Linked DNA regions of Mus musculus: region 1 is linked to region 2. Evidence: chromatin contacts called from ENCODE POLR2A ChIA-PET data. All regions are on one chromosome and are shown on one strand. The core of a region is the stretch at or near the end of the contact, and the rest is flanking DNA. Distances in the headings are between cores, read along the strand shown. Region 1 holds the start of 1700113A16Rik (RIKEN cDNA 1700113A16 gene). Region 2 holds the start of Nes (nestin).

The links. ChIA-PET counts read pairs that join two places held with the same protein, here RNA polymerase II (POLR2A).
Region 1: POLR2A ChIA-PET joins it to region 2 with 19 read pairs in Patski. The contact joins the promoter of 1700113A16Rik here to the promoter of Nes in region 2. POLR2A ChIA-PET finds 5 or more read pairs at or near these places in 3 of 5 experiments (Patski and embryonic stem cell).

What each region holds. Positions count from the first base shown.
Region 1 is chr3:88,175,984-88,179,807 of GRCm38, reverse strand. 1700113A16Rik (RIKEN cDNA 1700113A16 gene) reads left to right here and starts at 2,023. Exons shown (of 3, transcript NR_045997.1): 1 at 2,023-2,221.
Region 2 is chr3:87,969,231-87,972,740 of GRCm38, reverse strand. Nes (nestin) reads right to left here and starts at 1,648. Exons shown (of 4, transcript NM_016701.3): 1 at 753-1,648. The coding sequence starts at 1,538.

The DNA of each region.
Region 1 (3,824 bases), core at 774-3,273, 210 kb before region 2:
CCATCCCACCCTCCAACTCTGCTCAGGTAACTACCAACACACCCCACCTTTACCAGCCCTCGGCTCTGCCAATGCTTCTGTTATTTTGTTATATTTGAACTTCAACAACTTTAACTCTGCCTATGCTCTTCCATCCCTGGATGGCTCAGTATTTAAAAGCACTGACTGCCAGGCGTGGTGGCGCACGCCTTTAATCCCAGTACTTGGGAGGCAGAGGCAGGCGGATTTCTGAGTTCGAGGCCAGCCTCTACAAAGTGAGTTCCAGGACAGCCAGGGCTATACAGAGAAACCCTGTCTCGAAACCCCCCCCCCCCCAAAAAAAAGCACTGACTGCTCTTCCAGAGTTCCTGAGTTCAATTCCCACCAAACACATAGTGGCTCATAACCATCTGTAATGGGGTCTGATTCCTTCTTCTGGTGTGTCTGAAGACAGCTACAGTGTACTTATATAAATAAAATCTTAAAAAAAAAAAAAAAGAGTAATTATCCCAACTTGACACTAGGTCACTGCGAGCAACAGTCCCTAACAATATAGGACCCCTGGGTGGGGAGATAGGGCCTCTTGGCTGCTTCACCTGGACAGTGTTTTTTGGGACTCCAGCATCTTAAGCCTCAGCTTGGGATCTGTCTACACGATGTGGCGGCCACTGTAATCTGGGAACGGAACTCCTTCTAGGCAAGTGCTCTACCATTAAACTAAGCTATACCTCCATCCCAATAGAAGGGTTATGTGAGGACCTCTTGAGTGAAAGAGTATAAGACAAACTGTGAAACCTCTCTAAATAAATATTCTTACTACTGTAGCAAGGTGTCTGCACAGATTCAGGCCAATAGCTCTCAGGCTATTCGCACTATAATCTTACCGCCAGAAGACAGGAAAATAGAGCAAGGCGTGTCCAACCTGTGGCCCATTAAAGTGGACGGCATCTGTGACTACTTCTCCAAACAAAATCATTTGTGGCTCTTTTTTTTTTTTTTTTTTTTTTTTAGACCAGAGTCTCTTATATTTCGGGATAGCCTTGAACTTCTAATCCTATATGCACACACCAGGTCGAACTCCAGCAGAACTCCGGGCTCGGAGCTACATCCCCAGCCCCGCGATTTTTTTCTTTTTTAAATATTTATTTGTTTGTTTATTTATTTATTATATGTAACTACACCATTCATTTATTTATTTATTTATTTATTTATTTATTATATGTAACTACACTGCAGCTGTCTTCAGACACCCTGGACTGGCATCAGATCTCATTACAGATGGTTGTGAGCCACCATGTGGTTGCTGGGATTTGAACTCAGGACCTTCGGAAGAGCAATCAGTGCTCTTAACCACTGAGCCATCTCTCCAGCCCCCTTTTTTAAATAATTCAATCACGCAGTTTTTCGGCGTGGACTTTGTGGTTAACAGTTTTGACAATGACAAATCGTTGCATTCGCCTGTCGGATTCTCCTTCTGGAACGCCCAGGCAATGCCAGATCTTACGCAGTGCTGTCAATCTCAGTAAAATTGCCAAGGCTGAGGGTGCTAATTCTCAATTTGTGCAGGAAGTTGACGATGGGGGTTTTACGCATGCGCACCTCCTCAGAGCCCCAGAGAAACTGCCCAAAACTAGAGCTTCACGTAGTTTCACCCTTGCTGAACCTTCTGAGTACTACGCACGCATCTTGTGCAGGCAGCGGTTGGCCGGTGCTTCCATCACTCACCCGAAGGGCCAATGGAGTGAGCCTAGTTACCTACTTCCCCCTGAGTAGCAGGCGGCGCCGGGCGTGGCTTGAAGGCCTTTGTTCCACGCGCGGCGGAACTTTACGAGAGGCTCCGGAGCGTGCTCTGCCACCTGCTAAGCCCCGGAGACGCAGTCAAGGGTCTCAGCGACACCTTGGGGGAGTGGGGCAGAACGTACGGAAATGGATGTTAGGCGACTCTACAGCCTACCTTCTATACCCGCCCCCTTTCGCCTTAGAGTGGAGGGTTACTTTGAAACCCGGAAGCAATTCATCTCCGGAACACACCGCGGGTCACGTGGGGGCGGTGCGTAACGGGCGCGTGATCCGGCGTCCTGCGGGTCTTCCCCTCCCCAGGGGCACCCAGCATGCTTTGGGCACGTGGCAGCTCATGTCCTAAATAGGAGTAGTCCTGGGCCGCTATCCTGTGAGGGTGGAGACGCTCCCCGAGACTGGACAGACACCGAGAGGTGGAGCTGAGCCAATACGAGGCTAAGGGGTAAATCTGACTCACCCGAGAGGCCGGAACTGACCTGCTGCAAACTACCAAGGAACTTCGCTAGGCTGGGTGGCTAGAACGGGGGGGGGGGGGGGGGACCTGTAAACTATGCTAAGGCTACCTCTTCTATTTGAGACCCAAGTCTGAAACAGGACAGGAAAGTGGATTTGCTCTTCGTCCAGGTAGTGAGTGATTTCAGGCTGCAAACATTCAGGTCCAGAGCCTGAGATGAGATCGCCTGGGTCCCTTCCACATCTGCTGATCCTTGAACAAGTTCCCACACAATCACAAGGCTGGAAAAGATAGCCCATGGGACTAAAGGATGAGTCAGACCAAAATAACCACTGGCCTCGTGGCATGAACAGTTAGACAGCACTGATTGCTCCTAAGAACCACTGACCTTGATAGCTGAGTCCAAGAGACCCACACCCTAGTTCTATTTTATATGGCAATACTCGAGGAACTCGTCCTTCAGCTAAAAAAGAGATCAGCTTCAAAAAGTTGCAACTTGGGAGTATTTTTTATTAAAAAAAAATGTGTATGTACACATGTGTCCTGAGGAGACCAGAGGGGTGTTGTATAAGAATGTTTGCTGGGGGAGTCAGTGGTTAAGAGCATTGACTGCTCCTCCAGAGGACCTGTGTTCCATTCTCAGCACCCACATGGCAGCTCACAACTGTCCTTACATAGACAGACATGCAAGCAAAACATCAATGCACATAAACAACAAAAAATGTTTGCTGACCTGAATTGGTTCTAGCACCCATGCCAACATCTCACAACTGCCTGTAACATTAGCTCCAATAAACTTGATGCCCTGCTCCAGCCTCCAGGGACACTCATGCACACACACACAAGAAAATAAAATCCACACCATTGCATACACTAGCAAGATTTTATTGAAAGGACCCAGATGTAGCTGTCTCTTGTGAGACTATGCCGGGGCCTAGCAAACACAGAAGTGGATGCTCACAGTCAGCTAATGGATGGATCACAGGGCTCCCAATGGAGGAGCTAGAGAAAGTACCCAAGGAGCTAAAGGGATCTGCAACCCTATAGGTGGAACAACATTATGAACTAACCAGTACCCCGGAGCTCTTGACTCTAGCTGCATATGTATCAAAAGATGGCCTAGTCGGCCATCACTGGAGAGGCCCATTGGACACGCAAACTTTATATGCCCCAGTACAGGGGAGCGCCAGGGCCAAAAAGGGGGAGTGGGTGGGTAGGGGAGTGGGGGTGGGTGGGTATGGGGGACTTTTGGTATAGCATTGGAAATGTAAATGAGCTAAATACCTAATAAAAAATGGAAAAAAAAAAAGAAAAGAAAATCCCCCCCGCCCAAAAAAAGCCGGGCAGTGGTGGCGAACACCTTTAATCCCAGCACTTGGGAGGCAGAGGCAGGTGGATTTCTGCGTTCGAGGCTAACCTGGTCTCATAGTGAGTTCCAGGACAGCCAGGAAACAGAGAAACCTTGTCTCGAAAAACCAAAAAAGAAAAAGAAAATCACATAAAAAACACAACAAAAATATGCACTGTCTTTCATTTGTGTAGGCACCATGCCAGATAATGTCCAGTCAGTATTTTTTAAGATCCTTGGGAT
Region 2 (3,510 bases), core at 399-2,898:
TGGGATAAAGGAGAGGAGATGGGTTACACAGCGGAAGAGGAGGCAAAGTGGAAACAGAAGGAAAAAGCAATTTATCAAGAGTCGCCTCGAGAAGGCTTGGAAGGAAAGCAGCTGGGCCACCACTGCCCCCGGCTCCTCATAGCAGGCTGGGTTCCTCCACTTCCCACTTGTTCTGGAATCCTTCTCCCCCAAGAAGAGTGGGCAGGTGGTCACGTCGGGACTTCTGTCTGGGCCAGGCAAGAGGCTGTTTTCTCAGCTGTTGGTCACATCTGTGCAATATGAGGGGGAGGGTGCCCCAGGCCTTTGGAATGCGCTTCAGGGAGCTGAGAAGCCTTGACACAGAGAGGGGCTGGTGGTCTGCGGTGGCTCACACTGCCTTCCTTCACTATGGTTGCTAGGAACCTTCTGGTGGGGAGAGAGCATGTGTTGGGCACCTTCTGATTGACAACTGCATAGTGAAGGGCACAGGGAGTCACCCTAGAGAGGGGTTGCCATTCAAAGAGTGAGGAGCAGCTACAGTGGGTATTGGCCTGCGGGCCTTTCAAGGGGGCTGTGCTAGGAGGTCTCAGAATTCCATCCATCCTGCCTGTCTGGACAGGGAAGTCTAGGACTTGTGCTTGCTCTGAGCAAGGACTCCTGAATACAGTTGTCCTTGCCCCCACCCCTTTCCTGAAGGTCTCTTGCCATCCTAAGTACCTCCTAGGGCTTGGTTTTACCAGGGACAGGGTGGGCGTGTTGGTGACCCTCCTCACCTGGAACTTTTCAGTGGCCTGCAGCCGGTCCTGCCAGCGGCCTTCCAATCTCTGTTCCAGCGCCTCTCTGCGCTCCTGGAGGCTGTCGCGATCAGCCTGCAGCTGCTGCACCTCTAAGCGACTCTCCCGAGCGCCCCGCACGGCTTGGCCCAGACGCTCGCGGGCCTGGCCCAGCGAGCTCTCCATGTGAGCCACGCGCTCCTGGTAGTCACGCACCGCCCCGCGCCACACTTCGCCTAGGCGCCTGGCCAGCTCCTCGACTTCAGGGGCCCGGATGGGGGATGCGTGGGCCGGCGCGGGGGGTCGGCGCGGCGTACAGGCGGCCTGGGCGTTCAGGTGCGCGCGCTCCTCCTCGTGCGACGCTCGCAGAGCCTCTAACTCGCGCTCCAGCTCGGCAGCCTGGGTGCTCAGCCAGCCCCGCGCATTCTTCTCCGCCTCGAGCGCGCGCCGGCTGCAGGCCGCCTCCTCGATGGTCCGCTCCCGGGCGAGCCGCACCTGCTGGCACCGGCCCGCCACGCTCTCCAGCTCTTCGGCAAGGTTGTCGCGCTGCACCTCAGCCTCGTGCTTCTCCCGCCAGCGCTGATCGACGAGGACCCGCAGGGCTGCCAGCTCGTCGTCGGCTCGGGCTCGCCAGGAGGCGTCCCCGGACTGCGCCCGGAGTCCCCCAAGCTCGGCACTGAGCAGCTGGTTCTGCTCCTCCAGCGTCTTGACCCGGGTCAGGTAGGCCTCCAGGCGTCGATTGAGCTCCCACATCTGAAAAGATTCTTCCCCGACGCAACCCTCCATGTCGCTGGTCTGGCCCCCCGAGGGCAAGCGGACGTGGAGCACTAGAGAAGGGAGTGGCCCTTGGAGCTTTTAAGGGGGAGAAAGGGAGTAGCGGCGACAGTGACCCAGCGGAAGCGGAGGATTCCAGCAGCGAGCTGAAGCGAGGGTATTCATACTCCCGCCGGCCGGGCGGAAAAGGGGCGGTCCCTAGGCCTTAACCCTTTAGAGTTCAGTGCAACACACAGCCCGGGTCCCTGCATCATCCCAGCTCAGCAGAGAAGAATCAAATTGTAGCCTCGCCCTGGCGGGGATCCCGTCCGGTGCGGGTGATTTTCCGAAAGAGGCTTGAGATACAGCCAGACAGCCCAGAACACCCTAAGATGCACAGAACTGGGCCCCAGGACCTCCTTTCTCTACACTCTTACTCAAATCCTCTAGGACTCAGCTCCTCATTTATAAAATGGCTTGGTGTTGGAAACCTCGTGAACTGTTGGAAAAACGGACGGTGCAGTGTTTTGTGTATAACAGTAAATACTCACCCCCAAGAGAGGCAACATTGCGAAGAAACACTGCCCGAAGAAAGAGGAGCCCACTGGTACTGAGGGAAGTCTGCCAGTGCTCCGGAGGCTGAAGTAGGATTGACACCAGCCTGGGTAGTAAACACCACCACCACCCCTTTTCTTCAGATGGTTGGTATGGCTATGTAGATCAGGCAGGTCTCAGGGACGCTCCTGCCATAGCTTCCCCAGTGCTGGGATTAAATGCCTGTGCCAGTACCCCTGCCCAGTTAATGTTAGCAGACACAATGCCCAGTTCGTACCCGCAGAGGGACGTCCTACCCTACCCTACCCCGCACCAGGAAAAGGAGACTAGCAAGGGAAAGTTTTTCTCCTTTGAAGTTCGATCCCTCTTGTCATTTAGTGAAGAAGTTACGCGGCTCTCAAGAGAGCCCCCTGGTGGCTAAGCATGAAGTTTGGCGAAGAAAGAAATGAAGCTGTAGATTTTCTACAAGGGACCAATATTTCAGGCTCAAATATTTGAATGCTTGCTCCCCAGGTGGAGGACCTGTTTAAAAAGATTGGGGCCGGGCAGTGGTGGCACATGTCTTTAATCCCAGCACTTGGGAGGCAAAGGCAGGCGGATTTCTGAGTTCGAGACCAGCCTGGTCTACAGAGTGAGTTCCAGGACAGCCAGAGCTACACAGAGAAACCCTGTCTCAAAAATCCAAAAAAAAAAAAAAAAAAAAAAAAAGGATTGGGAGGAATGGCCTTGTTGGAGGAGGTGTGTCACTGGGGGCAGGCTTGTGCTTGTACATTGAGACCTGAGCTCTCAGCTGCTGTTCCAGTGCCATAACCGCCTGCCTGTTGCCATGCTCCCTACTGTGATGTTCAGGACCCGCATAGTGAGCTGAGGAGAGACTGGTTCCCACATGGCATACTGTGGCATGGTGCACCTGTACACACACACACACACACACACACCAATAATAAGAAGAACAATAATAAATCTAAATTCTTTAAAATAGCTGTTTGAGTCAATGACATGAGTTTCATCAAACTTTGTTCAGTGAGGCCAGTTTAATCCCTTTAACCCCAGCACGCAAGAGAAAGAATAAAGCCAATCTCTGAGTTTGAGGCCAGCCTCTACATAGCAAATGAGTTCTGGGCCACCCAGGATTACATAGTCAGATCCTGCCTTAAAAGAAAAAAAAAATAGGGGGCTGGAAAGACTGCTCAGTAATTAAGAGCACTGACTACCCTTCCAGAGGTCCTCAGTTCAATTCCAAGCAACTACACGGTGGCTCACAACCATCTGCAATGAGATCTGATGCCCTCTTCTGGTGTGTCTGAAGACAGCTACAGTGTACTTATATATAATAAATAAATAAATCGTTCAGTGAATTTTGACTTGGGATTAGGACAAAATTTCCAAAAATGTCTGAAATGGTCCTAAACATACTTCTATGGGCAGAATCGTTCATACAGATTGGCAT